Linked DNA regions of Mus musculus: region 1 is linked to region 2. Evidence: chromatin loops called from intact Hi-C (ENCODE). Cell type or tissue: heart. All regions are shown on one strand. Each heading gives the region's core, and the rest is flanking DNA. Links, peaks and the distances in the headings are about the cores only. Region 1 overlaps Gm35723 (a long non-coding RNA gene). Region 2 has its middle 30 kb from the start of Gm12111.

Region 1 (16,431 bases), core at 3,806-11,805, 150 kb before region 2:
AAGGAAAGAAAAGAAAAGGTCATAGACATGCAGACATCTGCAGGTGGCTTCAAGCAGAGGAGGGGAGGATGCGATTTCGCCTGTGATAGTTACTCTGGCTACTGGCTGGGTTTGATGGGAGAAGCTAAGACTGAAGGCGAGAGGAGATCTTCAGAAGGGGGTTCTAGATACTCCTGGGAGATAATGAGACCCGTGCCAGGAATGACACCCAGGAGGAGGAAATGGGGCATGTGTGACAGATGGGTATGGTCATCCCTCAGTGTGTGTGTGGGGACTGGCTTCAGGCCAGCTGAGGATGCAAAGTCCACAGGTGCTCAAGGCCTGTGCCCAGTCCCTTGGGTACCTGACTTTACATCACATAGGAATCCTGACACTGTGCAAGCAGCTCTTACTGTAGCATCATGGCAACAGCAAAGCTCACATGTGTTCAGAACACTGACACTTCTTTCTGGATATTTTCAGTTTGTGATTGGTTGAACTGCATGTGGAGAACACAGGGTATGGAGGACAAATGGTAACATTTAAAGTTGATGAGAACATGGGGGAGGGGGCTTATGGGGATAGCAAAGCAGGGGGCCAAACAGTTCAGAGTGTCTTGAAGGCCCACATTACTATTACTATTACTATTATTATTATTTTTATTAAATAAATGTCTCATTTCTTTACCATGTGTTTCCTTCCAGAAGTGGTGGGGACACTCGGTCCCCAGAGGGGGTCTGAGCAGCTGTGCAGGGCTGGCGGCTGGAGACAGTGCACAGTCTACCCCAGCCTCTGTAAATGCAGGCAGAACCAGCTGTGTTTTTTCTATCCCTTACATCACCACCGTCATAAAATGCTGTGGGGAGGAGGGGGACTGTGTGGACGGTCTCAGCTGTGATGAGGGAGACAAAGGGGTTCAGGGGTTCAGTGTGGAGAGTGCAGTCACCATTGCAGCCACTGAGAAGGTGAGGCAGGCTGTGCCATGTGGGCTGCCTTTGATGACCTCCCACTATGGTCTCCTCCTCACTCTCTAAGTCAATCAGCTCCTGGCTTTACTCAGACTCTTTAGTTCAAACCTGGCCTTTGAGCTTGGCATGCTTGCAGCAAGGTGTTGCAGCTGGAGTGGAAACCCCGTCCCTCACCCTCCCTACGCTCCTCTTTCAAACCCTTGCCCTCCTTGGCTTGGCTTCTGGGGATACCCAGAATGCCTCACTTGATCATGCCTTGGCTTACCCTCTAGAGAGAAGCAAGTCCTATCCCGCTAACACACGGGCCACTATCAGTTCAGTTTCTCTCTGAATTGGGCAAAACTCATTTCACAGTGTCTGGAGATATGATCACCTGCAAACCCCCTTGAACAGGGCCCTGGGCCCGGTGCCTGCTTATAAACACACATGTAAAATGTGTATGCCCTCGGGAAGTAGCAATTGTTGATAACACTTTTAGGAAGTCCATATGTGTCAGGCCTTGTGCTAAGTGTTTGTTTGTTTGTTTTTTATTCAACTGAGTCACATGACCACTTTATTAGGGGGATTCCACTGCAAATACAGGGATGGGGGAGGGTGGTGGTGAACGGGGGGTGGGGTATAGTTGCTGTCAGACCCGATGCTCATGGTGAGAGGGTCAGGATATGAACACAGGCTGGATATGATCCAGAGCTGAACTGCCCACTTGGTTACTGAATGAAAAAAGGAAATAAAAGGTAAAGCAAGTATGATTGTTCCTAGGTAGAGTAGAGGAGAGAGTTGATTACATGTGGGTGAGCATAGCCCACAGGGCAGGGACATCTGGGAGAGTCCAGAGTGGACAGGAGCCTGAGCTGGTCCATGTGGGAGAGGGGGAGGGGAAGAGGGGAACCAGGTGTAGCAGCCAGGAGCTCAAAGTACAAAGACAGCGGGGTAACCAAAATGGTTGGGTTATATAGGGAAGAGTTGGGGCAGGGTGCCAACCAGGACTGAGGGATGCTAAGAAAATCTGACAGCCAGGTCCACTTTGGTATGTTAAATAGGCTCCTCAGCCGGTTTCCCCTGGTTCCAGACCTATCATTTCTGAGTCACATTATTGCCACTGATAAACATTCACTAGAGCCTGTGATCTTACCACTGTGCACGGAGGGCCAGAATATGGAGGAACCAGGGAATGAAAAAAAAAAAAAAAACCCAATGACTCAGGTCAAGCAGGATGCCCTACCTCTGAACACTCGTTTTTTTTTTCATGTTGCATTATTATGGGTAGGCGTTTCTTTTCACCCAAGTCACACGTACGCTCCTCATTGTAAATCTCTGAACCATCAGAACCAGGGAAGATCCCCTTCCTGCCTCCACTGTTCTACCCCAAGAGATGGCGCCTGTGCCTGTCCTTCTCCCAGCCTCTCTGTGGCCTGGTTTGTGTGTACCAGTATGTCTCTGATACTTCTTCCTTTCTAGGCAGAACCTTCACATCTGTATTATTTTGTAACTTAACTTTGTGTTAATACATGTATCCTAAAAGTCTTCTTACCTGAGTCGCTGGGGGCCTCACTGGTTCATATGAATGGTCACATAGTATTCTATCCTTAGGGGTCTCTCTCATTCATATGAATGGTCACATAGTATTCTATCCTTAGGGGTCTCTCTCATTCATATGAATGGTCACATAGTATTCTATCCTTAGGGGTCTCTCTCGTTCATATGAATGGTCACATAGTATTCTATCCTTAGGGGTCTCTCTCGTTCATATGAATGGTCACATAGTATTCTATCCTTAGGGGTCTCTCTCATTCATATGAATGGTCACATAGTATTCCAGATTATGGATTTGCCATGATTTATTTAACCCATGTGGCCGGGCACTTTCTCAATAACACAGACCGTTTGAAAAAGTTAATTACCCATGGTTACTAAGTGCTAATAAAATAAATTGAGGAAGGCTGTCAAAGGCAGAATACTAATTAGATTTTGAGAAAAGAGAAGTGCACGTCTCTGGCTTGAGCCTCCGTGTTACCCGTTGCAATATCTGTTCTGTTTGAGAAGGTGGTCCTCTGTTGCCTCTGCCTTTTATGTTAGCATTTCTATCCAGGCTATGACAGACCTCTGAGTCCTCAACCCCAGCATCTGTCTGCTGCCCCGAGAAGGCCTACCAGCTGCAGACAGCCTGAGTTCCAGGACCCTCCTGGCACCAGGACAAGAGCTGGTTAAACTGTCATGTAAGAGGTGCCAGAAAGCAACTCAAATTCCGCACAGCCAATCTCACTCAGTTTTACTCTGTAAAACCCAAACACCCATTTTTGTTAAAGTGTTGGCGAGCCCTGCGACCCGCCAAGGGCCCGTGCCTCTGCACATGTCTGAAATATGTCAGGCAGGTGTTTCCAAAGAGACCTTCTGCTCCAGGGAAATATATCCTGATGTAATCTGACTAATTTGGCTTTTGCCTAACTTTCAAGAGAACTGGCTGTTTGTCATGCTTGTCATGGAAACAGTTCCCAGCTACTTCAGATGGGGCTTTGTAATGTGAGCTGGTAAAACCCTGCAGGTGCCTTCGGCCTGTTTTCATTACACAGCTCATATTTGTTTACTTTAATGTGCTTCTCAGGGGGAAATAAAAAAAGAAGGGGTCAGGATGGGCTTAACAGGTCATTTTTTATTTTATTTTATTTAAAGGATATGGGTTTCTATTAAGAAAATTAACATTTAGGACTGGGCTTCAGGAATCCTGTTGGTGGTAGGAAACAGGTCCTGAGAGGATCTGTTCCTCAGAGCACTTCCCCCAGACACATTCTCAGGAGCGACATACCTGCAGCCTTGGCAGAGGCATCAGTTAGAGAGAGGCCGGCAGTGTTTTCCTTGCTAATTCTTGGCTACTGAACAGGAGTTACCTAAAGCTCCCTCTTCCCCCTCAAAGTTAGGCAGCTCTGAAAAAAATCATAAAATTATGAATTCAACTTTGTCTTCAGTCAAAGAAGAGGAAATGGTTCGTAAGACGCAAAGGTCATCTTGCGGGGTGGAAGGGCCGCTCCGCACACTCCTGTGTGTTTACAGAACACCCACAGCTAGTTCATGAACAGGAAGGAGATGGGGTGAGAGTGGGGGTGGGGGGACCAGTGGGGAAGGGAAGGTGGCTTCTTCTGGGCTAGTGAGGGGGTTTCCCTGAGAATGGAGAGGAGGCCGACAGCTCATCAGGCTAAGGTACTTGCACAGTTAGCTTGGAGACCTGAGTTCAGTCTCCAGAACCAATGTAAAGGCAGAAGGAGAATCTGACACCACAAAGTTGCTCTCTGACATGGGCATATACACAAACACACACTAGTAGTAATACTAATAGTAGTGTAGTATAGTAGTAGTAGAGTAGTAGTGTAGAATAGTAGTAGTGAAGTGTAGTAGTAGAGTAGTAGTGTAGAATAGTAGTAGTGTAGTGTAGTGTAGTAGTAGTGTAGAATAGTAGTAGTATAGTATAGAAGTAGTGTAGTATAGTAGTAGTGTAGTGGTAGTAGCAGCAGCATGGTAGTACTAGTAGCATAGTAGTAGTAGTAGCAGCAGCATAGCAGTAGTAGTATAGTAGTGGTAGGAGCACAGTAGTAGTAGTGTAGTATAGTAGTAATATAGCAATAGTATAGTAGTAGGAGCAACAGCAGCATAGCAGTAGTAGTAGTATAGTAGTACTAGTAGTATAGTATAGTAGTAACATAGTAGTGGTAGTAGCAGCAGCAGCATAGCAGTAGTAGTATAGTAATAGTAGCATAGTAATAGCAGTGTAGTAGTAGTAGAGTAGTAGTAGCATAGTAGCATAGTAGTACTAGTGTAATAATAGTATAGTAGTAGTATAGTAGTAGTGTAGTAATAGTAGAGTAGTAGTATAGTAGTAGTAGTGTAGTAGTGTAGTAATAGTAGTGTAGTAGTAGTAGTATGTGGGAGTAGTGTAGTAGTAGCTTAGTAGCATATTATTAGTATAGTAGTAGTAGTAGCAGCAGCAGCAGCATAGTAACAATAGTAGTATAGTAGTAGTGTAGTAGTAAAAGTAGTAGTGCAGTAGCAAAGTAGTATAGTAATAGTAGTATAGTAGTATAGTTGTAGTAGTATAGTGTAGTAGTAGTATAGTGTAGTAGTAGTAGTAGTAACACTTTTTTTAAGTTACAGAGAGAGAGGAGGGAGATGAAATGTGGGCCTGGACATAGCTCTAGGATTACTTCTTGCAGGTTGAAGCCATGAGTCGCCATCATCACTATAAAATATGTTATGTGTTTGTCATCATGGGCTTGACCATTTCCTGGAAACTGGTTCCGTTAAACCCAGGGCCCGATTTCCTGTCCTTTGTGAGGAATTCCTGTTCTGGTCTTACCAGGTCCTGAGCAGCTATTTTTATGTTCCCTTTTCTATCCTCATCTTCACATGAACTAACCTGGATCTGGTTCATCTCTGTCTCTGAGGAAAGCTTGGCACCTTCTCCAGTTCCCACAAGAAAGTCTGTCCCCAATATGTCATGACTTTAGGGACATTATTGATGATTGGTGAGGTCATAAGGAGCAGCTGTGTTCCAAACCACAGAGCCTTCCACCATCTGGGTCTCTCTGGATTCCCTTTTCTCTTTCTCAGAGAAATAAAAGGTTTTCTTCCTCCCATGGGAGTTCCTTCCTGTTATGTCCTGCTATCTGTGGGTCTCTTCCTGCAGCTTGTACCTGTGCTTTACCAAGGTGTAATAGGAAAACATTTACCTCCTATGTAAGTGGATCCACAAAGCACTTAAAACACAGATCCACAGGCCTAGGAGTGATCGAAGCTAACTGTCACTGGAGAAGGCCTTTGCAGATGAGTAGACGGGGAAGGCAAGGGACTTGCTTACTGTCACTGTGAGGTAGGAGCAAGCCCCTGATTCCTGTCCTGGCACATTCAGCCCCAGGTCCACTTCCCCACATTTCTCTGGGACTACTTTGCCCTCATGGAGCACCACACAGGCACAGACTGTACTGTGTCCTATGCTTTTCCCTGCTGGAGCATCCCTTACACACGCTCCTCCCTCCCCACTGCCCTCCTATCTCGGGGAGGAGGGAGTGCAGAGCAAGAGCCCAGCTGCTTGGCCTGAAGCCACCAAGGCTCGCTTATTGGATGAAATCATTAGGCAAGGTAAGAGAACATTTGAAACCGATCATGCAGGGATAAAACCTGCACTCTAAGAAGTTTCATGTAGATTATTGAACTTATTAAATGAATTGTGATATGATCCAGTTAAATGCATGACCTTTAAGGGAAGAGATTGGTGAATTAATCCCAGGCATACCTGTGAATTGTTTGGGTTAGGAGCTAGACAACTGGTGTTGTGGTTTGAATATGCTTGACCCCTGGGAAGTGACACTATTAGGAGGTGTGGCCTTGTTGTAAGAAGTGTGTCACTGTGTAGCCAGGGTTTGAAGGTTACTATTCTCAAGCTCTGCCTACTGCAGAAGAGTCAGTCTTCTCCTGGCTGCCTTTAGATCAAGGTATAGAACTCTCAGTTCCTTCTCCAGCATCATGTCTGCCTGGATGCTGCCAGGCTTCCTGCCATGATAATAATGGACTGAACCTCTAAAACTGTAAGCCAGCCCCAATTACATGTTTTCTTTTATAAGAATTGCTTTGGTCATAGTGTCTTTTCATAGTAATGGAAACCCTAACTAAGACAATTGGGTAACACCCCAGCACACCATTGTATGAATGGATGTAATATTATCAATCTGCTCCGAGAAGGTGTGGATGGCTTCTAGCATGTCAGTGCTAAGAGAAATACTGCTTTGGTACTTCTGATCATCAGTTTTGGTCCATGTGTATAGTTGTCCTTCAGTATCCAAGAGGGATGAGCTCCAGGATCCCCAAAGATTACAGAATACAAAGATTTATTAGGAGGTGCACAGTACACATGCATGCACACGCGCACACACACACACGCACACACACACACACGCACACACACACGCACATGCACACACACACATGCACACGCACACACACACACACACACATGCACACACGCACACACACACATGCGCACACACACACGCACACACACATGCACACACACGCACACACACACACACATGCGCGCGCACACACACACACATCCAATGTGCATGTGCACTCATGCATGAATGTAGTGATAATTTTGGAATTTTGATTTCTTTAAAAAACACAGAAATAGTATAAAAATATGTTTTTGCTTCAATCTCAGGGGTGGGATATGGGACTGCTTCAGATTGTCTATGGTATGATTTTCCTTGTGCAGCTACACATGAACACAGGGCATATATATGTGTGCATATGCAGACACACACATGTGCATACACATGCACAAGCACACGCAGGTGCATACACACATAGGATTTGCATATGATTCTACCCAATTTTCTTTATACTTTAAGTTTCTAGATTATATATAACATCTAGCACGATGTAAATGCTAAGCAATAGGTTTGAAGTATAATGTTTATTAATTCTTTGTGAATTTTGTACAATGTATTTCAATCATATTCATCCCTCATTCTACCCTAAAGCTCCCCTGCTCTCTCAACTTCATGACTTTAATCTTAAAAAAAAAAAAAGTAACCTACTTAGTCCCGATTTGCACTGCACACATACTCACAGGTGTGGGCCAGGTACTGCAGCTTAATGTATCTACTGGGGGCTACACCTTTAACTAAAACTTAGTCTCCCTCCTAGAACCTATCAACATTTGGTAGTTTCTCAGCTGGAGTGGGGCTCATGAGTCCCTCCCTCCTCCGCACTAGAATGTTCACTGGCTTGATTTTGTGTGGACAATCACAGCTGCTCTGAGTCCATGAGTGCAGCCCTGGAGAGAAAACAATGTTTCACTCTGGTCCCCCTCAACCTCCAGCTCTTAGGATTTCCCCTGCAGAGATGGTCCCTAGCCTTGCAGTGGGCAGTGATACAGCTGTAGCATTTGAGTCTGAGCACTCCGCTGACACTGACTGTCTGCACTTTGAGCAGCTGCGAGGTCCTGTATTAGCCACCATTCACAGCACAGAGAAACTTCTCTGGTGAGGTATAAGAGTGGCACTAATCTCTTGGTGGAAAGATATAGTTTACAGGGCAGTTTGACACTATGTTCATTTAGCAAAACATTAGTAGGTTTATCCTTGGGGCCCAGGAGCTCCCAGCCATGATTTCTTGGCCAGATTTACTGTATAGTATGTTTTGAGTCACTATTGTACCCGTGAGTATTTCCTGAGTTGCCTCTTATTATTAGAGCTCCCAGAATTCATAGCGGTGTCAGACCATTGATGTGCACCCTGCCCTTGACCCCTCCCCTACAGTAGCCTATATGACACCTTCTGGTACTGTGAAAGCTAGCCAGCAGGGGGAGCTTTCTGGTCAGCATCAACTTGGTTTCTCTATATCCTGTGACCAAGGTGTGTGGTGTCTTCAGTAATAGGGTCTTACCATTGAGTCCTGGTGGGTAAATGAGCAGTGACAGCTGTCTGTGTTGTTTTGGAGTGTCCCAGACATCCTTGATCAACAAGTCAATGAAAGGTACCCCACATCTACCATTTGGCAAACTATGGCTTCTGCAAGGAAGCCCTGTGTAGGGTGACCCCAATAAACTGTCTTGTATGAACACACACACACACACACACACACACATACATACACACACACACACACACACACACACACACACACACACAGAGTATCTGAGTGAAGCTGATTGACTGATTAATTGATTTGTTTTTTCCAGACAGTGCTTCTCTGTGTATTAGCTTTGACTGTCCTGGACTCACTTTGTAGACCAGGCTGGCCTCAAACTCCCCAAGATATGCCTGCCTCTGCCTCCTGAGTGCTGAGATTAAAGTTGCGTTCCACCATGCCCAGCTAGTGTGAAGCTTATTTTAAAAGTATGCTTCTATGTTGCTTTTCCAAATACCCTTACTGCCATTTATCCCTCTCCCACTCCATCCCTTGTCTGCCATGTAATAGTTTTTATACAATACTCTATTTGAATGACAAAAAGACAAAGTCTATGTTCTGTGAAAATGTGGTTGAACTCACGAATGGGGACTCTGGGATGTGGAGGGCTCCTGTGTGTGGACTTTTGAAAGCATATATTTAGAGTGAGATTTCTGATTCAAAATCCATGTGAGGGGCTGGAGAGATGCCGGTTAAGAGCACTGACTGCTCTTCCAGAGGTCCTGAGTTCAATTCTTAGCAAGCACATGGTGTCTCACAATCATCTGGGATCTGATGCCCTCCTCTGGTGTGTCTAAAGAGAGCAACAGTATACTCACATACATAAAATAATTAAATAAATAAACCTTAAAAAAAAAGTCCACGTGAGGTGCTTGAAATAATGTCTGCCTTGTTGAGTTTTGAGAGCTTTCTACGTGTGTCCGACATGGCTCTGATCGCCCTTTCATGATCTTCGCACTGTCATTTGGTGAACAGCTGTTCCTAAACTGAAAAAGTCTAACTTATGAATCTTTTTCTTTATGCTTATTGGTCTTTGTGTTTTAGAAAAGCCTTGGTGCAGCACAATCAGGTTCCCGGGCACATCCCAGGTCCTTTCCCGACATACTCTTTTCACTGAAATCAGATTCTGCACGGGATAGGAAGGCAGAGCTGCTATGTACATACCTGTAGAGGTGCAGCCGATCCAGCATGATCTGCCAGTGACCTTGTTCTCTGCACGCAGCTCTGACACACAGCCTGTGTTGTAACCAGGGCCCTGTGTGGGTTTGGGTCTGGCCCAGTGTATGGTGTGGGATGAGCCTTTGCTCTTCCAGCTCCTATGGTGTTGAGGCCATGTTAGAAGAGTATTTTAAATGACAACCCTTATAGATTATGGTTGAACTGACTCCCATACAACTATGAATTTTTCCTTCTTAAAGATTTATTTTTCTGTATTTTTTAAAATTATGTGAGTGTGTACATAGCTTTGTGTAGGTTTGTGAATGGGAATGCAGGTTCCCGTGGAGGCCAGAAGAGGGTGTCAGGTTCCCTGGAGCTGGGAATTGCAAGTGGGTGTGAGCCCTCAGTGTGGGTGTCGGGAACTGAACTTGGGTACTTTTAAAAAAGCACATACACTCCAGGTGTGGTGGCGCACGCCTTTAATCCCAGCACTTGGGAGGGAGAGGCAGGCGGATTTCTGAGTTCGAAGCCAGCCTGGTCTACAAAGTGAGTCCCAGGACAGCCAGAACTATACAGAGAAACCCTGTCTTGAAAAAAAAAGAAAAAAAGGAAGGAAGGAAGGAAGGAAGGAAGGAAGGAAGGAAGAGAGAGAGAGAGAGAGAAAGAAAGAAAGAAAGAAAGAAAGAAAGAAAGAAAGAAAGAAAGAAAGAAAGAAAGAAAGAAAGAAAGGAAGGAAGGAAGGAAGGAAGAAAGAGAGAGAGAGAGAGAAAGAAAGAAAGAAAGAAAGAAAGAAAGAAGAAAAAAAGGGAAAAAAAGCACATACTCTTAACTGCTAAGCCATCTCTTCAGTGCCAAATCATTATTCTTCATGCCTATCAACACTTCTAAGTCTAATTTTCCTGATGTTAGTAAGGATATATCTACTACTTAAGATGATCTACAATCTAATTATATCTACTTTTTAGTGTTTTATAGCTCTATTTCTCTTTTTATTTTCAACCTCTCTGGGTCTTTTATTTGTGTGTCTCATAAGCAACATACATCTGAAAAAAAAATCCCGATGAACCGTCCTTTTGCTTTAATTCAGAATATTCAATCTGTTTTTAAGTTTGTCCTCTTTCTTTTTCTTAACATATTTATTAATGTCACTGAAGAGTTCTTTGAAATGTCTTAATAGCGCACAGGAAAAATGCAAACAGTCCAAAAGTGCGTGTTGGCAGGTTGGAGAATACAAAATGTACTTTCATCTATGACCTTAACTAATTACCACTACGCTTTCTGGGGGTGGGGCCAGCACATGGATCACTGTTCACACAGGTTGAACCCCAGTCATCCTCAAACACAAATGTGTACAGCCCGGTGGCTCTGAGTCCATTTTCCATGTTACCGAGCCATCACTATGTGATTCTGGACGGTTTTATCTCCCCAAATGATAGCTCTATATCTTTTAGGACTCTCTCTGCCTCCTCACCTGCCAGCCCCTGAGGCCACTGCAGGCTACTGCAAGCTACGGCTGTGTTTCTCATCTCTAACGTGCTTTAAAAAACAAACGAACGAACAAACAAATAAACCTTCTTTTACCTGCACCCTCCATCCCCAATTTGGCTAAAGAGCGTGTGCAAATATGAAGCAGAAACTAAGAGCAGTGAGGAATGCTTTCTGGAAAGGATGTAAGCATAGGGATGAGTACTGAACCCTGGATCAGAGGGAGGGAGGAAGACTCCTCTGGGGACAGTAACTCATAGGTGCCCTTGGCTACCCAGGCAGGCAGGCTCTGAGAAAGAGACTGCTACTCTGTGAGCTGTCCAGGGTCTAACCAGGGCTTGGTGGAGGGAGCCAGTTTTGTCTGCTTTCCCACCCTGGGAACTCATGAGGTCACAGACTGTGTTGATTCCAGCCTCTAAAATGTTCTTCCTGCGCACTGTAGCTCTGACTCACCCTGGTGGTCACCAGTGCTATCTAGTGATGTGCACAGATGTGCCCAGAAAGCTTTAAGCTGAATTTCTGCTGGTTGCCTGATCCTCTCCTCCTACCCTGGCTTTGTGAGTTCCTCTCTGTCCTTTGCAACTAGCCACAGCAGAGAAATGACAGGCCACTCTAGTTTTCAGGAATAGGCCTGGAGTCAAAGCAGGCTGAAGGGAAGTGCAAGCTTAGGGCCCAGCACAGAGCTTCGGGGAAATATGTGAACGATAGATTCACTGTGTCTCGAGTGGCTTTAATGACCAAGGTGAGAGAAGAGAAGGAATAATGAGTGACATTTATACAGTGTGTTGCAGTTTACATAGCTCTTGCGTGTATATTACCTCATTTATCCCAGAAGGAGCTCAGGCTGGGGTCCGAGCACGTGGTGGGAGTTTGCCTGTCTGAGTTTGCACCCTGGCCCTGCCACTTTGCTGTGTGACCCTGGAATCTTTCTTCTGCATCTCTATCCCAGTTTAAGTGTGCAGGGAAGGTACGGACCGTGACTATCCTGTAGCCCTGTGATGGAATGAGCTAATGCCTGTAAAACACTCAGAATAGTGCCAGGAGCATAGTAAACACTAAGTAAAAGTTGGCTTTTATTACTTCATCCTCTCAATGGGCCCAGGAGATGTGGAGACATACCCTGTTTTATAGGCAAGCAGAACAGAGTGCAGATGACGGCAAGACCTGTCTGAGGTCACCCAGCAAAGACGTAGGAATGAAAGGCAGGGCTAGGACCAGGTCTATTTGAGCCCATAGCCCTGTCTGCATAGCTCTTCAAGCCAGCTCCTATACGATTGACTTAGACACTCAAACAAGAGGCACGAACCCTGCAGCAATGGCTCACGCACCAGCGTGTTAAAAAGAACCATTTGTCTGGATCATTTAAGACCTAAGTGAGGTCAGCACAGCCGGGGAGGGGAAGCACTTTTATCCTGCCTGAGTGGGATGCAAATGAGGGCAGTGTACCAGGGAAGCCCTGTGTTTGCTGAATTAGAACACGTTGTGACCATGAATGGACTTACATACATCTCACTGGCCAAGGCCAATCACTTGACATGGCTGCTTGGAGCCATTAAGAGACACTGTGGACATGGGCTGTATGAGGAAGCTCAGGTATACTCTTTTGGTATAAGTGGGAGGGTTAAACCACAAGTGAGGTCTGCTGGTGCCATTTCAAGTGCACACATAGCACATCACAGTGCTGCTGTGTTTTCCCATGACCAACATCACCACACATGTAAGCAATGCACTGGACCATAACTCCATGATGGCTTCAGTGTCCCCTAAGGAATAGATAGCAAGGTTTGGGCTCTAATATAATCCTGGGTCTGTTGTTGTACAAACTGTCATTATGTAACAGATGACTTCTTTTAAAAAAAAAGATTTATTTATTTATTTATTTATTTATTTATTTATTTATTTATTTATTTAATGTATGTGAGTATACTGTAGCTGTCTTCAGAAACACCAGAAGAGGGCATCAGGTCCCATTACAGATAGTTGTGAGCCACCATGTGGTTTCTGGGAATTGAACTCAGGACCTCTGGAAGAGCCGTCGGTGCCCTTAACTACTGAGCCACCTCTCCAGCTCAACAAATGATTTCTTAACTCTCATGTCTTCTTCTGGTGACAGTGCCTTGATTTTGCTCCATTCTGTCCGTGTTTGGACAGACCCGACCCCATTCCTGGCTTGAGGAACAGCACATGACACAGATCTGGTTAATCAGAGCATGGGCATGTGCCACAGTGTAAAAGGGCCACAGAACACCACCACTAGAGGAGAGACACTATCCTTCTGAGGAGATTTGGGGCTCTTGGGGTCATCTTGCTATTATGCAATGAAGTCTCAGGTGGCAAGGACAACATCTCTGGGACTGGGGCTGGCCCAGAGTTCATGGTTGGTTTCTGGCCTGAGCTTTTCTATGATTCCATCTAGCACTGTCTAGCTTTGGATGTTAGGACCTATGTGCTCTCAATAGACCAATAGCTACTTAAAGAAAGAAACTAAGGCCCCAAGGCCTGGAGTGGGTGGGTGGGCCAGCCGGAACACAGGTGACTCCCAATCTTTTGTGGGAAGGACAGGGGCACTCTGCTCAGAAGGCTGGCGTCTGAAGGGAGCCTCTGCCTTCTGCCTTTCCCTGCCTGCGGGCGAGGAAGTGTTTGCTCATGAAAATGTCACAACAGAAGGGATTCCGGTGCCCTGGGAAGGCGTCTGTGACTCCATCCCTCATCACTGTCAATTGTCCTCCTGACAGCCGGGTTGGAACCAAATTGGATTTAATGCATTTCACAATTTTGTTGAACAAATTTGTGGATTAAGGGAACAAATTAAATCCACATTTTTATTTGGCATCATCAAAAATGTGACATGCAGACTGAAAATGGACATTTCTGGTCTTGGAATAGACATAGTGGATCCCAAACTCTTGCTTCCCAGAATTTTCTTTTCCAGGGTGGTTTTTCCCTGAGACTTTCAGGAAGTCTGATTCCAAATCTTACCTGAGAGATGGGTTATGGCCCTCAGGTCAAGGCTGAGCCTCAGCATCCCTCATTGAGATATGGTTGCTTTCTGCCCCACCCTGCATTCAATTCTGCTTTCCCACTTTTTCCCTTGAGCTGTAACCTCGTTTATGTTCCAGGCCCTGTAGTTGGACTAACAGACATGAGATGTTAGAGTCAACCCCAGTACCCTATCCTTTATCTGAACTCTGAGGTGAGCCAATAAATATTTATATAGCTCCAATGACTTGTAAATCAATGTAGATATTTCATTTTTCCTACCTCTGTTTCTTGGCTTTCCCATAGCAGAGCAAGTTATTAGTGGACAGGAAACATGATTTCTACTTGGCTGTATGTATGCCTTACATGTAGTAGCATGCAATGAATATTTATGCCCTTATAAATTTAATTGACATATGAGTACTCAACACTAAAACACAAATTTTTAAGTGAGAAAGGAGCTTATCTTGGCCAGGCTGAATAAAAGAGAACTTGGAGAGTGGCAGTTTCGATGCCAAGCAGGCTTTAAACCTGGCTCCCACTTACAGGTAGGAAAGGCTAACGCTAATGTGACCATCCAGGCCCCTCGGTTTCCACTTCATGAACTGGAGATATCACTAGCCATTGCCCAAGTCCCTACCATAGCACCAGGGCACAGGAAACAGACTCTGAATATTAGCAACCCCCCAGTCTTCAGAAGTATACACACCCGTGCCTAACTGGACAGAGCCAAAATAGACTTCATCTAGAGAATTGGGTTCTCATTCTTCAAAGATTTATTCATGTATCTGTGTGTGAACATCTACACCATGTGTGTGCAGGTGTCCATGGTGGACAGAGGGCATCAGATCCCCCGGAACTGGAGTCATAAGAATTTGGGAGCCACCTGATATAGTGCTAAGAACTGAACTCAGATCCTGTGCAAGAATGGCCAGTGTTCTTAACAGTTGAGCCACCTCTCCAATCCCCCAGATTTCTATTCTTAAAACATGAACTAGCTGAGGTATTGCAGTTTTCCTCACCATATAGGTCAAAGTAATAGTAGTAACAGTAGTGGTAGCAGCAGCAGCAGTAGTAGTAATAATAATCTGATCCCAAACAGGGAAACTCCAGACTATCTGGTGTTCGCTGAACTGAAGAGCTGGAGGGACAGTAAAGAGGGTTACCTAATGTGTCTATCAAGTAAAGAGAGAGGAGACTCTGTCAGTTGAAGCTAATTAAAAGGTTTTAATTATTTGCAATGCTGGCTTCATGGTCTAGAATCCTGAAACAAAAAGAAGAAATGTAGGTAAGGTAGGAGTCTTGACATTTCCCCCATTGGCCGCTTTCACCCCAGGTGACCAATCAGGTATCTTACACTGCTCCATTCTGCTGCGGTCAGGACCTCAAACCAAGTCTCAGCTTATGAGCAGAAGAAAGCAAGTCTCGTGGCCCAGGGAGCAGCTCTCTGCTCTTTCTTAGAGCATCCTGCTATTATTCTTTCTCAGTCCCACCTACGTCACTGCCCATTGCGGTGTCCACCCAGTTCTTCCCTCTCTCCTCTGGAAACTGCAGCTTCTTGCTCCGTGATCTTGTTTGCTGCCCTCTGAAGTTACTTTTCTTTAGTTTCACATTAGCCTATGATCTTGTTCTTTAGTGACTGACACATAAAGCCTAAAACTTTTTTAAAAATGCATATGTGCCATGCATGTGATTCTCTCTCGCTCTCTCTCTCTCTCTCTCTCTCTCTGCATGTAGGCCTGAGGTTGACACTGGGCATCAGATATCTTCCTTGTTTGCTCTCCACCTTATTCATTGAGACAGTACCCCTCAGTTGAACCCAGAGTTCTTGGCCACAGCTAGTCTGACTAGCCATCCTGCTATGGGGATGCCTTGTCTCCCACTGCCCAGCCCTGGTTTATGTCAAGGGGCCACAAGGTCACTCTGTGTTATTTTATTTTCCATACATAGGAGCAGAGGGCCAAGACTTAAAAATCTCAGTTATTGCTGTGACCTATTTGTGTTTTAAAAATAAACAATCGAAATGAATTTATTTTTCATACGGTACATTCTGATCATGGCTTCCCCTCCATCATCGCCTCCCCCTGATCCTCCTCATGTCCTCATCCACCCAACTCTAGGTTTTCTTTCCTTATTTAGAGATCAAACAGGTCAATGAACAAGCAGATCAGGATCAAACAAAGCAAGCAAGCAGAGAGAAGAAGAAGAAGAAGAAGAAGAAGAAGAAGAAGAAGAAGAAGAAGAAGAAGAAGAAGAAGAAAACAAACCAAGAAACACACACACAAAACAAAAACCACAAAAACAGAAAATCAGCAACCATAGTAGACAAGCAAAAGATAGTAAAGGTATAAATATCTCCAAACAAAGCAGTATGAAATTTCCTGAGCCCAGAGATGAGGTGTTT
Region 2 (16,431 bases), core at 4,802-12,801:
ACGTCTCCTTGGCCCTGTCACATCGAGACATGACCAGTAGAAAGGGGTAGCTGAAGCCTGCACCCTGTGTTAAGTCCCTACACTTGAACACTTACTGTGTAACACTCATGTTCCATGCCTGCTCCCTCTAGGTCCTTCCAGCAGTCAGTCCAGTGGATGGGGATGATTCTCCCATTTTAAAGACCAGGAAACTGAGCTCCAGAAGGCTGGAGAGAGACACTCTGACTCAAGTTTGCAAGACAGGAAAGCTTGAAAAGTCCCATCAGCCATTTTCATTGGAACAATGGCAGTCTCAAACCCCCCTGGGACGTGCAGACACGTGGGAGAGCATAGAAGGCCATTGCAATGACTGAGGGGTCATGACTTCCATGAACACCAGGGGCCGGGAATGCCAAACCTCTTAAAGCTTGGAGGACAGAGTGCCAACAGCCGTTCTAATATAGCAGCTCTGGCCTCCCACAGGCCAGCACAATTAGGAAGACCACAAGCAGGGGTGTAAAGCAATAGATGGTAAGAATATTTTCTTAGTCTAGATTGCCAAGTTAGTGCATGCTGATAGCCAGTGTATGTCCAGATGCCAACCATACTGATGGAGAAGAGAGGAAAGGGGCAGGAGGCTTCCTTTCTCCTGTGGAGCATCCCTTTAATGTTAGCCTGCAATTGCTACCAAGGCCATTAGCATTATTTCAGAGGTCCACAAACCAAAGCAGGGGTCTGCTGCAGGAATGGGAGAGTAATAAAAATGTCATGGCCCAGATTTCTATTTCTCACGTGTGGAACAAGACAAACTCAGGAAAAAAAAAAAAGGCAATCAATCCTAACACAAATAATGACGTAGGATGTCCCATCTTTTATTCCATGGACTTGACGTGTGCCACGTCGGATCCCCATGGCAGCTTTTAGAGAAAATAGAGAAACTAAGGCTCAGGAGTAAAGGGTGGCAGTCCAAAGTGATACAGGAGTGTTGGCCCAGCAAATCCTGGGCCCCATTCCATGAACGGAGCTCACAGGATCATGGGAGCTGTGTTTTTGATGTTGCAAACTGAAGAACATCATAGCTAATCTGAGTGAGTAAACACAAACTGAAGACGTTACTTGCTTGTTTTTTTAATTACCTTTGGAAATGGTTTTACTAGGATTCCAGAATGAGTGATTAGCTAAGGACCGGGGCATCCCAGTGTCAGTTAGCACAGGCATCCATGGAGGTCTCTTCTCCCCAGCGTGATGTAAGAGTTCTGTTGTCTGGGTCTGGGTCTGGTAGCAAAGAGGCTTCCACAAGTCTGAGGTCTGAGATGCTGCTGATCTGGTTACAAGAGATTCTATTAAGGAAAAGGCTCTTCCTGACAGAGGTTTTCGTCAGCACTGGCCCTCCTGGAGATGCACTCCTCCTGGAGAAGGCTGATTTGGATGTTGTCTTTTTGTGAATCAGAAACAAAATCAACAATTTACAGCAAGGTTTTACACATAAAGCTTGCAAAGTCGGATGCCTCCAGGTGTCCAGATGGGGGAAATGAAACGGACAGTCTGGATGCCGCACGCTGTAATAGGGAAGGACAGGGGTTTCGAGGGATTGAGGAGCCCGTGCCAGTTGTAATGTTGAGTCTTTAGACTGGTACAGTTTTTGAGTTTTTTAAAGAGAAAGTATAGGATTTAGGTGTAGTCTGCAGGCATTTGAAGGCTGATTAATTCCAATCTTTGTTTGTTGTAAACAAACAAAAAACTAATTATGTGTGCCAAGCCCCCCTCCCCCCCCAAAAAAAACCCTTGTATTTTTATGGGACCTTTGGACTGTTGGGTTCTTCTTCTGTACTCCTTCCCCCAGAAAACATCAGAGAGGTCAGAATTTTCATGGATGGAATGGGACTTGTCTCAGCTTCTCCCCCCATTTCCTGAAGGTCCATGTGCTCTTACTAGTTGAAAGAGCCAAGTGGACCATCAGAAATGACACGGCACAACCAAACAGCCAAAAGAGAAACGTCATCTTTAAAATAATAGCCTTTTAAAGCAGGGGAAAGCAAGCAGGGCGTGGAGGCTCTCACCTTTAACGCCAGCACTTGGGAGGCAGAGATGGGTGAGTCTCTGTGAGTTCCAGGCCAGCCAAAGTTTCAAGACTCTGTCTCAAAAAACAGATATGGGAAGGACATGTAAAGAAGCAGGCACCCAAAGAACAGCTTCTGGGAATTTAAGTTCTTAAGGAATAGAGGCAGGCAGGAATGAATTGTGGGCGCCCTGCCTGGGGAGTGGGATCCTTCCCTCTGCAGGGCATTCTGGTCACTCTCTTAGCTAAGTAGACCCTGGGGCAGAGGCAGAGGTGGGGGTGGGGGTGGGGGGGCAGTATAGAATGTCAGGAAAACAAAGGGGTCTGACCCATGATTGAAAATCTCCATCTTACCAGACAGTGTGACATTAGGCTAGTGACTGGCTCTCTATGAGTCTTGGTATCCTCAGCTAAGAAATGGGGACAACCCAGTTGAGCAATGGAGCCAACCACCCAGCTCAAAAATTTTAACACAGAATTGTTCCTGTGTAAAGGAAAAGCAGGGACAAAAAATGGAGCAGAAACTGAAGGAAAGGCTATCCAGAGACTTCCCTAGGGAATCCATCACATCTGCAGACACCAAACCCAGACACTATTGCTGATGCCAAGAAGAGCTGCTGACAGGTGCCTGGTATAGCTGTCCCCTGAGAGACTCGGCCAGCACCTCACTAACACAGATGCAGACACTCACAGCCAACCATCACACTGAGCCTGGGACCCAATGGAAGAGTTAGGTGAAGGAATGAAGGAGCTGAAGGGAATTGCAACCCAATAGGGAGAACAATTTCAACTAACAGGATAACTCAGAACTCCCAGGGACTAAATCACCAACCGAAGAGTATACATGGAGGGATCCATGTCTCGAGCTACCTATGTAGCAGAGGATGGCCTTCTCTGGCATCAATGGGAGGGAAGGACTTTGGTCCTGAGGAGGCTTGATGCCCCAGAGAAAGAGGATGCTAGATTGGTGAAGCAGGAATGGGTGGGTGGGTTGAGGAGCACCCTCACAGAGGCAAAGGAGATGGATCATTTGCAGAGGGGAGATTGGGAAGGGGGACAACATTTGAAATGTAAATAAATAAAATAACCAGTTTTTTAAAATGAAAAAAAAAAGAAATGGGGACAAAAGTTAGGGTCAAGGGTCTTTGTATGTGAACTATTAGACTGGGAAATAACAATGGATTCTGATTCTGTGGAAGGTTTTTTTTTTCACTTTTTACAGGGTACTGTTGCAGAAGCCATGAACTTGACCATCCATTTGACCATTTGCAACACCTGCTTCTAGTCCAGGGCGCAACCAGTACATGCGTATGCACCACAGTACCTCTCCCTCCCACAGAGAGGGCTCCTTTTGTGTTCTACCCAGAGTTTCAATAATTCTGTGCCTTCTGAATGGTGTGGGGATTAAGGAGAGGATTGGCTTCATAGCTAGAGAGGGGCAATGTGGAGGCAGCCCCAGCTCAGTTCCAGGGTGGCTCTAAGTGAGTTCAAACAGATTTTACAGAGGAAAAAGTCCAGAGGGGCTGGATGGCTGGGAGGGATGGGTCAGAGGCAACCATTTCTCCGTCCACCAACTTACCATGTGCCATGATGGCTTCTTTCCCAGGACACAGTAAGATGGCCACAGAAGTCCCAGGCATTTGTCCCAGAGACAGCGACACCTGGAAGAGGACTTGTTTAGTCTGTTTTCCTGTTGTGATAGAATGCTCTGGCAAAAGCAACTTAAGGGAGAAAAGCTTCATTCTGGCTTGAGGTTCAAGGGTTCAGTCAGTCACAGTGGGGAGGTCAAGGGGCCAGGAGTTTGAAGAATCTGTTCACACTACATCTGCAGCCAGGAAGCAGGGGGAGATGAGTGTGTTTGTTGCTACTTGGATGTTTCTACAGTTGCTCAGACAGGATTTCCTGCCCAGAGAACAGGCCTACCATTCTCAGGTGGGGTTTCCCCCTTCTATTAACTCAATCAAGATCATTGCCTCCACAGACACATCCAGGACACCCAACACACAGCTGATTCTAGTTCCTGTCAAGGTAGCAACACTAACTAGCATCACTAGGACCAAGAGCCACTCTGGCACACTTTCAGGAAGTAGGAAACTTTGGTTCCCTGAAGTGCAGCTGACTATTCTTGGCCTGGTGCCTGTAGGGCTGTGTGGGAATGGAGTGGGGAAGAAAGAGAGGGGAGAAGGGAGTTTCTGCAGGCAGAGATGCCACCTCATCCAATCAGGATTATCTTGAGAAGAAACTATTGAGTTGAGTTCCCCCAAACAAAGTTTAAACTTCATCTTCTTTGTCTACATGCTCAATACTAGCAGGGGCATGGGGAGGGGGGGGGGAGTGGAGACCAAGACAGTGAACTATGGGTGCTTTATCACAACCCATTACTGAGAAATCTGAGCGTTGGTCAGCGGGGAACATGCTTTGAAGGGTCTTCAGATTTGAGCTGAGGGATGGCACCTGCTCACCTCTAGTCCAAAGCCACTCTTCTGGTGCTCTTAACTGATTTAGGCCTGGCAACTTCCACTAGACTGAAGAAACCTATGGTCAGAGGCTGGCGGGTATCTGCAGGCAGAGGTGAGTATCCAGTATCCAGGGATGTGGACAGGGAATGCAGGCTGAGCTGGTGGGCTGCAATTGCAGCTGTTTCTACCATATCTTTGGCTGACTTACACAGCTCAGGCATGGCCCGTCTTGGCATGAGCCCCATCACTTGCAGAAGTCTTCCAGACCTCTCCCTTCTGTCTCCTGGGAACACCGTTGGGATCACTGAGATCTGAAAACCACAGTAGAACTAGCACAGGAACACTGCCTTTGGCGTCCAGGGATCCAGAGTGGACTCAACTCTGCTTCCTCTGACCCTCAGAGTAGCCCAGTGGGACAGGTAATGCCATCATCCCCATTTCAAAGATGGGGAAGTTGAAAATCAGAGGAAGAAATTACTTCTGTGAAGTCACACAGCAATACCAAGGAGAAATCCATTCCAGGGAACTAGTGGGCTCCTAAAGAGCTCAGTACAATGTACTACCCCCCCACACACACACACTAACTATTTTTAGCATTGTGTCTCTGGAGGTGAGAAAGAAGTGAGCCAGAAAGTGTACTTAGGGCACATAATAGGTACAAAAAAACGCTGCTTAAATGGGGGAATATTTCTGTTGTAGGTTCCCCGACCCCTGTTTCATGGACAATAGAACAAACATGTATATAAGTTGTGAGAAGAGTCCTGAGGAGCTAGGACTGTAGCAAAGGCCACTCTGACCTCAGGCTCTTTTCCACTATGCCGTAGGGAGGGCCTGTGGTTGGGCTCTGGCTGTTGAGAGCAGAACCACAGAGCCCAGCTGCCTTTAATGCGGTGGTTCAGCTTCAGGTTCCTGGCTCCAGCCTCTGCATGGTCACTGCCCACTGCTGACCATAAGGGACTGTGGGTGAGAAAGTGGCCCACACTGCTCATATTCCACACTATGGAAGCCACACAAGCAAGCCACAAGGCATATTTTGAGTTTCTAGTAGTCACTTTCTAAAAGTACAAGAAAAAAAAACCAACAGGTGAAGTTAATTTTTGAAATACTGAAATATATTTGCTTAGCCTAATATGCATCCAAGAATACTTTCAGTGTATAATCAATATAAAACATTAAGGTCCCTTGCCTCCTCCTCTCTTTCTTCTTCTTCTTCTTCTTCTTCTTCTTCTTCTTCTTCTTCTTCTTCTTCTTCTTCTTCTTCTTCTTCTTCTTCTTCTTCTTCTCCTTCTCCTTCTCCTTCTCCTTCTCCTTCTCCTTCTCCTTCTCCTTCTCCTTCTCCTTCTCCTTCTCCTCCTCCTTCTCCTCCTCCTTCTCCTTCTTCCTCTTCTTCTTCTCCTCCTCTTCCTCTTCCTCCTCCTCCTCCTCTTCCTTCTCCTCCTCTTCCTCCTCCTTCTCCTCTTCTTCCTCCTCCTCCTTGGTACCAAGGACTTGAATCTGTATCTGTCTTTCTAGTGTTCAAGAGCCACATGGCTAGCAGCTGCTATGTTGAACCAGGCAAGCTTGGCTGGCTCAGGGAAAATCCTTGTCTTCCTAGTCTTTCTTCTTTACCTCCTACACATATGCCAGCAGTACACACACACACACACACACACACACACACACACACACATGGTTACTTTAATTTCATGTCTTCCATTGGTAAGAAACAGTGCTCACTGAAGTGAAGAAACAAGAATCCTTATAAAATTATTGCTGGAGTTGGAGAGGTGGCTCAGCAGTTAAGATCACCAGCTGCTCTTCTACAGGACCTGGGCCTGATTCCCAGCACCTATTCGGAAGCTCGAAATGATTCGTGGCTCCAGCTACAGTGGATCCAAACCTTTGTCTGGTCTCCACTGGCACCAGGTATGCACATGGTCCCCAGGCATGCATTCCAGCAAACACCATATACATAAAATAACATAATTTAAAATTTAAATGTAAAGGACTTGCCACTAGCCACAGATGATCAAGTCCTTCAGTCACCATATGCTAGAACTTAACCCCTTTCACAGCAGTGTCCAGATGTGGGAGCTCTGACATTTAAAAAAAAAAAAAAAGCCTGCAAAGGAGATGAGATGAGAGTCTTGAAGATGAGTTATGCAGCGGTGTGTGTGGCATCAGAAGTTGGCAAGGACCAACAGAGAACAACCGTAGAGCATCTTACCAAACTACACGAGAAGTTGCCAGCAAACTCCATGTGGACTTTTGGACAGGGGGTTGGTATTTGAAGCAAATTGTAAAGATGAGACAGCTGGATAAATGGCCTCCTCAAAACAGAACAAACAAAATGACCGTCTTGAATTGTCACCCTCTCTTATTCTATGAAGCAACAATAAACCCTTTCCCAGTAAGAGCACACTATGCAATAGAAGCTGGACTGGATATAACTGGGTATGCCCAGCTCAGTGGCTAGGCTGAGGAGACACCCCCGCCCCTGCCCCCCAACCACTTCTCAAAGTCAAGATTACACCCAGCAAAGGTCATGGTCATGTGAATAGTGAACCTGAAGAAGCGAGCATCTCTGCAGTAGGACCCAGAATCCTTGGGAATACGCCTGGGAGTGGCACACAGTCAGGAGGCAGTTTGTTTCCAGGCTTTTCAGAGGTCATCTTAGATCTCTGTGCTGCTCTGACTGGGAATGGCCCCGTAGGTTCATATAGTTGAATAGATGCTTCTCAGCTGGTGGAAGGGTCAGGAAGTATGGTCTTGGATAAGATGTGTGACTGGGGACAGGTGTTGAGGTTTCAAAAGACTTGTGCTGTACCCTTTGGTTTTTTTGTCTCTCTGTCTGCCTCTCTCTCTCTCTCTCTCTCTCTCTCTCTCTCTCTCTCTCTCTCTCTCTCTTTCTCTCTCTTTCTCCCTTTAGTGCCTGCAGATCAAGATCTGACCTCTCAGCTGTTGCTCCTGCTGTTTCTGCCACCATGGATCTTAGCTTTGAATCTCTAGTTTTGTGTATTTAACTTGGAACAGCCATTGAAAGGCTAGACAGAGACCACTGATGGGAGTGCCTTAAGGGACAGTAAAACATAGCTGGGGGATTTCTTGGGGAATAGAAGGACATAGGTGGGAGACACTTTGGGGTATAGTAGAATGTAGGTGGTAGAAATGCCTTAGGCAGTGGTTCTCAGATCTTAGACCCTCACAGGAGTCACATACCAGCTATCTCTCTGGTGGTGCTCATCTGTAATCTCAGACAGAGGATGACACAAATTCAAGTCCAGTGTAGTTTACATGGTAGGCTCAGCTAGAGCTACATAATAAGGCCCTGTCTCAACACAAAATGCCCATGAGTGTGGAGAAGGCAATGAAGGCCAACAGGCACCTGCTGTGCATCCTGCCCTAAAGGTAGGACCAGGTCTGTGCAGAGCAAAGCTGCGTGGCTGCTGTTCCCAGCCCAAGGGATAGGGATGGATGGGGTTTGCTTTTTGGCAGGAAAGAAGCTGAAAAGTTGACCAAAACTCTGTGGAGAGTGGAGAATGAAGATCCTGGTATGTCTCACTGTGCTAAATGTGTGTGTGTCAGGCCACTGCATCAGTAAGAGCAGGCGATGAATCTGAGGGAGGGAACCAAGCACTCTCTCCCTCTCCCTCTCCCTCCCTCCCTCCCTTTCTTCTCTCTGTAGTGGCTCTGTATTTGCAGCCACAAGCTTGGCATGCCGGCCCATCTTCTCTCTGTCTGCAGGGTCTGCTGCAGATGGGTGAGCCCGCACTGTGCAGCTCCTAAGACTTCTATGCACATCCCGTCCACAATCAGCATAGTCCTCTGGTTTTATATTCATTATGCTCTAGGCACTGTCATAATTGTATATAACTGTTTCTAAAGGTGGTAGGGCTCCCCATTTTACAGATAAGAAAACTGGGGTCTAAGGCTATGCGGTGCTCCTGATGAAGCCAGCTTGAGTCTCAAATGTGTCAATTCCAAAGCTGTGTTCTTTCCACATGCAGCCTTACACTCATTTATTTACCCTGGTTTTCCACATAGGTAAGTGGGAGAAAGCTGTTCACTAGAACCCCGCGGCTGCCCCTCAGGATAGATGTCCACTGGAGCCACCAAAATGTCCACTTCTGGCCAGAATTGGTCCCTGGACTCTGATTGCTCTAGCTGGGCTGGGATCTCCTGCACACAGGCTCCCCCTTATGGAAACAAGGGACATTCCCGTGCCTTGGATGTGACTGGGGACCAGATGCTGGGAAGGGCCCATGCTGCGCTCACCCAGTCTGGTGCCTGGAACCAGCTCCTTAGCCTACTAACAGCTCTGTGCTTCAGGCTTGCAAAGTGTGCGTGGCCCTTTCCCTACCGCCCATTGGAAGATGCAGTCTTGATCCATACGTGGTGGGATATTGGTAAATATGTAGCAGAAGCTGGCAAAGCCCTGTGGAGAACGGATGGTATCTACAACGAGTGACCTTCTCAGGGAGACTTCTCTTGTCTAGACATCAAAAGGAAAGCATTCTTTATGTATAACACACACACACACACACACACACACACACACACACACACACACACACCACATGCACAATATGCTGAATTCATTTCTTAGAATGGCTGAGAACTGCTTTCTAATCACAGAGCATGAGGCTAGTCTCGCACTCTCTGTGAGCCTCAGTGCCTCTTTCTGCAAAATGGGAGCAATGATGGTTATAGCCAAGATGCCCCCGCAAGGCTTGGGTCACATTTATCCACCCCTTTAGGTCCCAAGGAAATGTGGTAATCCTAGTGCTCACAGTGTTATAGCTGGGCTACATTATGGCCCTCGTGGCCTTTGCTTGTTAATTTAGTCATTTAAGGCTCTGCTTACTGAACACACCACCACCACCATGTGCCAGGCCCAGCCACCAGCAAACTCAATTCACCTCAACAGCTATCTCTATATTGCTAACAACTAGCCTTCGGATCCAGTAGGTAGGAGCCTGGGAAATGTTTCATTCCAACTGTAGGGAAAGGGAAGAGGGGACAAAGAGAGGTTAGACTGGCTGCACTCATGCCCCTCCTCTGTCACTGTGACCCCTCTTCCACAAGCCTTATTGTACCTTCAGCAAGAGAAGCGTTGGTGAGGTGCAGCCCACTGACAGGAAAGCTTGGTCTGGGTCAGACGACATCCTTGATCCAGCTGATGTTTGTCTGTCCCTGAAGACTCTCCTGCTCTATGGTACCCCACAGGGTCATTTTGCCTGTCCTTTTAGACCTCAAGTCACTGTCTTTGCTTCACCCAGTAAAGACCAGGCTCTGGCATCGAAACCTCAGTTTCCCTTTCTAAAGCATAGCCTATAAAAGGGCCCCTGGGGCTTGAATAAGCATCCCACTATGAAGCCATTGAAGGAGCTCAGCGGGACAGGGCCTCATCAGAGCCCTCCACAGATGGGTGGCCTTGTTGCTGACACTGTGCACCCTCAGGGGAGGGGCAGCCCTGTGAAGAGATTCCTGAGAGATGGCCAGGGGGCAGTTAAAAAGAGAAATCTTATTATAGGCTCACCTGGAAAGTCCCTCAAGCCTAGTGCCACTGGGATGGGTAGATTGGCAAGTCTACAAGAGTGTGCATGTTGTTGGGGGAGTCATGGTGCAGAGGTGGGTTAGCCTGAAGTCTCCATGTGTGCCTCTTAAGGAAGGTCTGGGTGCTTCCATATGGGGTGGTGACCAGTGTAGGTTTGGGAGGAAGAGGATGGTAAGGTAAGGAGCAGGCCACCTCCAAAGTTACCATCACCCTTGAATGCCAACATTCTGGGGACTAGATTTCAGGCCAAAGCCAGCTAAATGCCCGATGCTATGGGAGATGCAAGAGGGAATTAATGCCCGAGAGATCAAGCAGTAATCGTCTGGGGGCAAAGGAAGAACGAGGACTAGGTGAGGGGTCAAGTTCATGGGATTCGGAAGAGGGAATGTATCTGAGGGTTGTTTCCAAGGTGGCCCCATCGGGGCAGCATGATAGAGACTGTGGGGTATGAAGCCCACGAATATCCTTCTATCTAGCAGAAGGGCCAGATGGACACCCAGGGAATGCGAGTGAAGTCGAGGGGAGAGAGTGAGAGAGAGAGAGAGAGAGAGAGAGAGAGAGAGGATAATTAAGTGCTAAATCGTGCAGCTTAATTTATTGCTTGGACAGTTGCCTTGTGCCATAAACCCCATTGCTCTAATGAGCTCATGACATCAGACAGCAGGGAAAGTTTGCCTAGCCCATCACCCATGGTGACTGCAGCCATATGCTTGCATTGCTCAGATGCCTATCCGGGTGGACAGATGAGTGTTAGGCTCCTGACTCAGTTTACAATTGGGGGTATACCAACTACAGACAAGGCCCTTTCTCAGACTACTACCAAGGACCCAAGACTCCCATGCATGTTAGTCCAGAGCAGAAGGATAGACTTTGAATCTGACCATGATACAGGAACATAGGCCCTGCTGTGACATTCAAGGAGTTTCCCTTCCTACAGATGTAAACTTGTCAGAACCCTAACTCTCCTTGAATCACAGTTGTCTTATCTGTGAGTTCACGCAAAAAGAATTGGGGGAGCATTCTGGGAACCTCTGTTACTATGGGGAAATAGTATACTGAAGTAAGAAATAGGTTAAAGGAACTGTTGGCCTGTGAGTGCTCCCCTGCCCCCAGGCCAGCCACTCTGGGGAAGCAGAGGACTGACCATAGCTACCTACTGTGGAGGGCACTAATCAGTCCCTGTTTGGTTATCTGGTCCTGTAAGGGCATTTTAAGTTTGGAATGAAGAGAGGTTTAGACTGGGGGAACCCAGAGCTGCCCTTTGGAGAAGACGGTACAAGGGAAGTAGGCCTATGCAGATGAGACTCTTCAGGAGAGAGGCAGTCCTTGCTGGGCATGCTAGTGTATGCCATAGTCAGTGCTTGGCAGGCTGGAAAAGAGATAGCCCCTTGCCTTGGTTCTCTCTCTCTCTCTCTCTCTCTCTCTCTCTCTCTCTCTCTCCCTCCCTCTCTCTCTCTCTCTCTCTCTCTCTCTCTCTCTTTCTTGGCTATATATGTAGTAAGCCTGACTTTTTAAAAAAGATTTATTTATTTTGTGTATATGTATATTTATTTTATATGTATGAGTAAGCTGTCTTCATGCACTCCAGAAGAGGACATTGGATCCCATTATAGATGGTTGTGAGCCACCATACAGTTGCTGGGAATTGAACTCGGGACCTCTGGAAAAGCAACTCTTAAATAGCTGAGCCATCTCTCTAGCCCCTGCCTTGAATTTCTTAATAAGGACATTCTAAATGCCTATGTTGGAAATGCTTAGAAAAATGTCTAACTGGAAGGGTTGGAAGTCAGGACAAAGTGGAGCTGTGTTTATGGAATGTGCTGTCGTCTGGAACTAACTCAAGTATCCCCATGTTGGTGCTGTTGAGAGATGACAGAACCTTTAAGGGGCGGGGCCTACTGAGAGCTTCGCTTAAGGACTAAGGGTCCCTAGTCTGTCCTTTCTCTTTCCTATTTCTGGCCATGCTGTGAACCAGCCTCTACTGCCATGCCCTCTCACTGTGGCATGTAGTGCATGGCATGCTCTGCCTTACTGCATTCTCCCACACAATAGCACCAAGAGAAGATGAACCATAAGCAACTTTCCCTCCTTCCAGTGGTTTGCCTCCAGTGTTTCGTTACAATAACACGAAGCTAACTAAGACACTACACTTTCTATGAGATCGTGGTGGTTGGCTGCCTATAGAAAGGAAAGTCAATTCGGACAGACCGTGGACGGGTCAGAGCTCCCACGAGTCCAACTCACCAGGCCACCATTCCTCCTGATAGGTTTTACTGCTTGGTTTCGTGCTTTAAATAGACACCATCACCACCTTATGGTAGGGGATGCCTGGGATAGGATAGGTACCCACTGTATTTACTTTGAAGAAACTGAGGTAGTTGCCAAAGGTATGTACAGTGTGTGAGAGAACTTGTTTCCCATGCAAGATCACCAAAAGTTAAGATGTGATTTCTCAAACCCAGGCTGATGCCAGGGGAGAAATCGCTTTCTGGGTACTGCAAGGGGAGGCAGAATGTTACAGGTCTTCCCAGGGAACATCAGGGCTGTTGGTGGCTTCAAACACCAGTACTCTCCAGCACAGCGATAGCACTCAACAAACAGCTCAGTCGCAGAAGGGAACAGGACCAGTGTGGAAAGGGAACTCGCCACAAAGCATTCTAACCAACTACACACTCAACAGCTGGGGATGCTCAAACTATGACCTTTCTTGGGATGCTAGGAAACTGTTTAAAGTCATCATTCAGATATGTGCATATGCCTGCAAAGTATAAGTAAAAGAGACTGGGTCTCCATGCCACATGCATGCATACACATTCATGGACGGCAGACTAGCCCCGGGGTTCCCTTAGACACTAGCACACACAAGAGCCCAACTCTCTCCCACAAAATGGAGTAGTGTTGACACCAGACCCCTGCACAGCCTCCTGTCTACTGTCATCATCTCACAGTGACTTCTAATGCCTGAGATGCCAAAACTGATGTGTGACTAGTCACACTGACACTGGGTAAGAGCTAGGACCAGAAGAAAATGTCTGGGCATACTCAGTACAGACATGCACACAGATTTTCAGCCACTGTTTGGCTTAATCTGCAGATGAGGAATCTACAGATGTTGTGGGACAGCTGAATGTACAGGTATAGTCATTTCTGGCCACTTTTTATTTGCTTCTTTTGGCCTATCTGTATTTCTTTTTTTTTTTTTTTTTCCTTTTCAAATACGTGTTTATGTGTATATCTGTGAGTAGGTTTGTGCACATGACTGCAATACCGCAGATGGCCAGAAGAGGGAGTCGGAGTTCCTTAGAGCTGCAGTTTGGCAGTTGTGAGGCACCCAATGAGGGCCTTGGAAATTGAGCTCTTCTCCAGCTCCATCTGTTTCTATTTCAGGCATGAAAGGGAGAGGGTACATACTGTTATAAAACAAGGAAGTTGTTTCCACATTGATTTTTTTTTAATTAAGAGAATGAGTAGAGATGACATCTGGGGACAGAGAAACTTCAGAGCCTCTTAGACCCTTCTCTGTCCAGGTGTGCTAGCTATGGTCAGGGAGACCTCCAACAGCCCAGGATAGCTGTGGCACTGTCTCTCTGCACTCTTTGTGGGGCATCTCCTCTTAGGAGGGACCCTCGGGGCTATACCTAGTTTGCAACCCCCTCAGGCCAGTTTTGAAGTCTACCCTTACTCTTTCTAGGACCCAGATCTGCCAGACTCTTGCTTCTCCCATGCTTCTCCATGCATTCTGTGCACGCCCGAGGATGCCCATGTCTCATCTGGGAAACACAGATGATACTTTCTTCAAACCCCACTGCCCTGCCCACACTGGCTGCAGACTTTGACAGAGGCAAAGGTAGACTCCTTTAACAAGCGCCTGCCGGATTCCCCCGATACCAAGGCCCTTCCTCTGCTCAGCTGCTCACAGAGGTGAGGCAGCTCTCCTCTTCATTCCTTGAAGCTTCTGCAGGCCAGAAAGACAGGGCGGAGACACACAGAGCACCATAGTCCCAAAGAACAACCTAGACACACACTTCTGCTCTCCACAAGAACACCCTCTAATGGACAGAGGCAGTAGAGGGAAGTCCCTGCTATGTCTCTATAGTTCTCTGGGTACTTTCCTGAGGTGACCTCACTTAACTGGCACTGCAAGCTAGCCAGAGGATGGAGGGAGACCATTGCTGTTATTCCTGCTGGTCAGATGATGGGCAAGGAAGCCTACAGGGGCTCGTGCAGCTCAGCTGAAGAAGGCTGTGGAGGATATGACCCTCAGACAGGTCTATCAGAAAGCTCCTCCACTCCCACATAGGATGACCTTGAACATGTTATCTTGGAGTCTTGGCTTCCCAGTCTGGGAAACGATCCACTAGCCTTTGAGCATGTCCCTGTGAAGGCAAGCAAGACTGTAGGCCAAGAACCCAGTGCTGTGCACAGTAGAGTAAAAACCTAACTGTTGACAGCAATGGTTCTTCTCATAGAAACTGTTCCGTCTGGCTCCAGATTCCATGGGGAGGTAGAAGTGGGAGTGGGTTGGGTACTCTCAAGTCAGTCACTGCATGGGTATCCTTCTTTCGATGGAAACCAGGAGGCATCCGTGGGCATCCACAGAAACTCTCCTTCCCTGAGCAGGTGGGTCCCACCTGACCAACCAGGCTCTGCACCTGCTTTCTTCAGCAGCCCTAGCAATATGTCCCAGCGTTTGGTTTCTGGCTCATCAGAAGGGCACACACACACACACACACACACACACACACACACACACACAGTAAAACAGAAGCCCTACTGTGTGTCAGGCCCAGCATCTGCCAAAACAGTCCAGAGACACTCAACAGCTACAAGTGATAAAACAGAGACTGGAGTCTGGATCGGCTGGCTCCAGGCCGCCATTGCTGACTTCCTCTCATGCGCCTATTGTCTCTCCCGATGCACTGGTTCTGATTTTCAAAGAAGACAATTTCCGAGAGAAGCCTTTGACAAACCTGCTGTGGACGACAGTGTGCTTCCCATTTTGTGTGTGGATCTGAATGCCTGGAGTTGGGGGTGGGGTGGGGTGGAGGGGGGCAACAAAATGTCCTTCAGTTGCCTACATCAGGAGAATGGCTGGTGGCTGGCTTTTCCCCTCAACCCCAGGGTGGTTGTGCCATTGTGAGCAAGCTGCAGACCCCCCAAGCACCCAGAACACTCTGTACCTTTTGGCAATTAGTCTCCACTTGGCTTAAGGACTCCAACATCAAAGGAGGTCTCCGCCTGCTACCCAGGGGAGGCCCAGGGAATGCTTCAGAGTGGAGCCCTTTTCCCCTCATTAGGGGGCTCCAGCCACCAGCAAAGCAGACTCTGGACAACAGGCCTGGCCCCATCAAAGGCCTCCTTCTTCTGCATGGCCTCTGTAATCCAGGGCTTGAGTGCGCCCCGCCCCCTTCCCTGGACCAGCTCAAAGCAGCCGTCTGGGGACACCTGCCTGCTCTCCAGGGCAAAGCCAAGTAAATGCATTCAGAAGACAAAACACTATTTTCCTGTCTCAGAACTCCTAGGGCCCTGCTTTGAGCTGCCTGCAGTCAAGGCCTAGAGGGCTTACAATCCCTGCCCACTTAGCAGTGGGCCTCAAGTCAGGCCCCTCCTCAGTCTTTGAAAGCTCTAAACACAAACAGGAGCCAACTTAAGCCACTTAGCGATGCCTCTTTAGCTCTGATCTGCTCCTTGGTGAGGAGGTAGGTGGCCAACCTGGAGCCAGAAGTCCTGAGAGCGGGGGTGATCAGACAGGAGAGGGCAGAGATGACTCTGTAGCTAGAAGAGATTGTCTCTGCCACACCACAGTGAGGGTGAGGAGAAAAAACCTGGGCACACTGGCCCCAGTACCCAGTGCTCTTGAGCAGAAGGGCGAAGTTTAATCATGTTCTCTACCTGTGTACATATCCATCCACAGGTCCACCAATCCTTTGTCTGTCTGCACATCTACACATGTGTCTTTTCATCCATCCACCTACCCATCTGTTTATCCATTCATCTGCCCCTCCCTCCACCATCCCATGGCACATCAGATTCAGTTCTGTGCTCTGGAATTTCAAAAAAAGAATTAAACACAATCCTTCCCCCTCAGGAAGAAAGGGCAAAGATGCATATAAGCTATGGTGGCCTGAGGGTAGCCTAAAATGTGTGAACAACTCTTGAAGTTGGTGTACAGTCGTGAGGGGTTGGGGTAAGAGGTGAGAATGGAGCTAGAGAATGGAACTCTATCCCATGGATCTTGTTCTTTGATTACCTCTTATATCTGCCACACATACACACACACACACACACACACACACACACACACACACAGAGAGAGAGAGAGAGAGAGAGACAGAGAGAGAGAGAGAGACAGAGAGAGAGAGACAGAGAGACAGAGAGAGAATGAGAGAGAGAGAGAG

Evidence for each region. Hi-C counts contacts between places; a loop is a spot of excess contacts. Peaks named below come from ENCODE experiments on the same cell type or tissue, not always from the same donor. Only the 100,000 strongest peaks of a DNase experiment are listed, where the experiment ranks them.
Region 1: it touches region 2 in a loop (13-fold over the local background); 13 of 42 quality-filtered maps call a loop at or near these places.

What each region holds. Positions count from the first base shown.
Region 1 is chr11:32,797,874-32,814,304 of GRCm38, forward strand. All of the region lies in intron 2 of Gm35723 (a long non-coding RNA gene), which reads left to right. Among named protein-coding and RNA genes, the nearest start is that of Smim23, 19 kb to the right of the region's middle. In heart, for the core only: a CTCF peak has its summit at 8,287 (motif pointing right); no DNase peak of the experiment used is centred there; H3K27me3 peaks cover 163 bases.
Region 2 is chr11:32,948,486-32,964,916 of GRCm38, forward strand. No RefSeq gene overlaps it. Among named protein-coding and RNA genes, the nearest start is that of Gm12111, 30 kb to the left of the region's middle. In heart, for the core only: a CTCF peak has its summit at 8,685; no DNase peak of the experiment used is centred there; H3K27ac peaks cover 344 bases; H3K27me3 peaks cover 1,891 bases.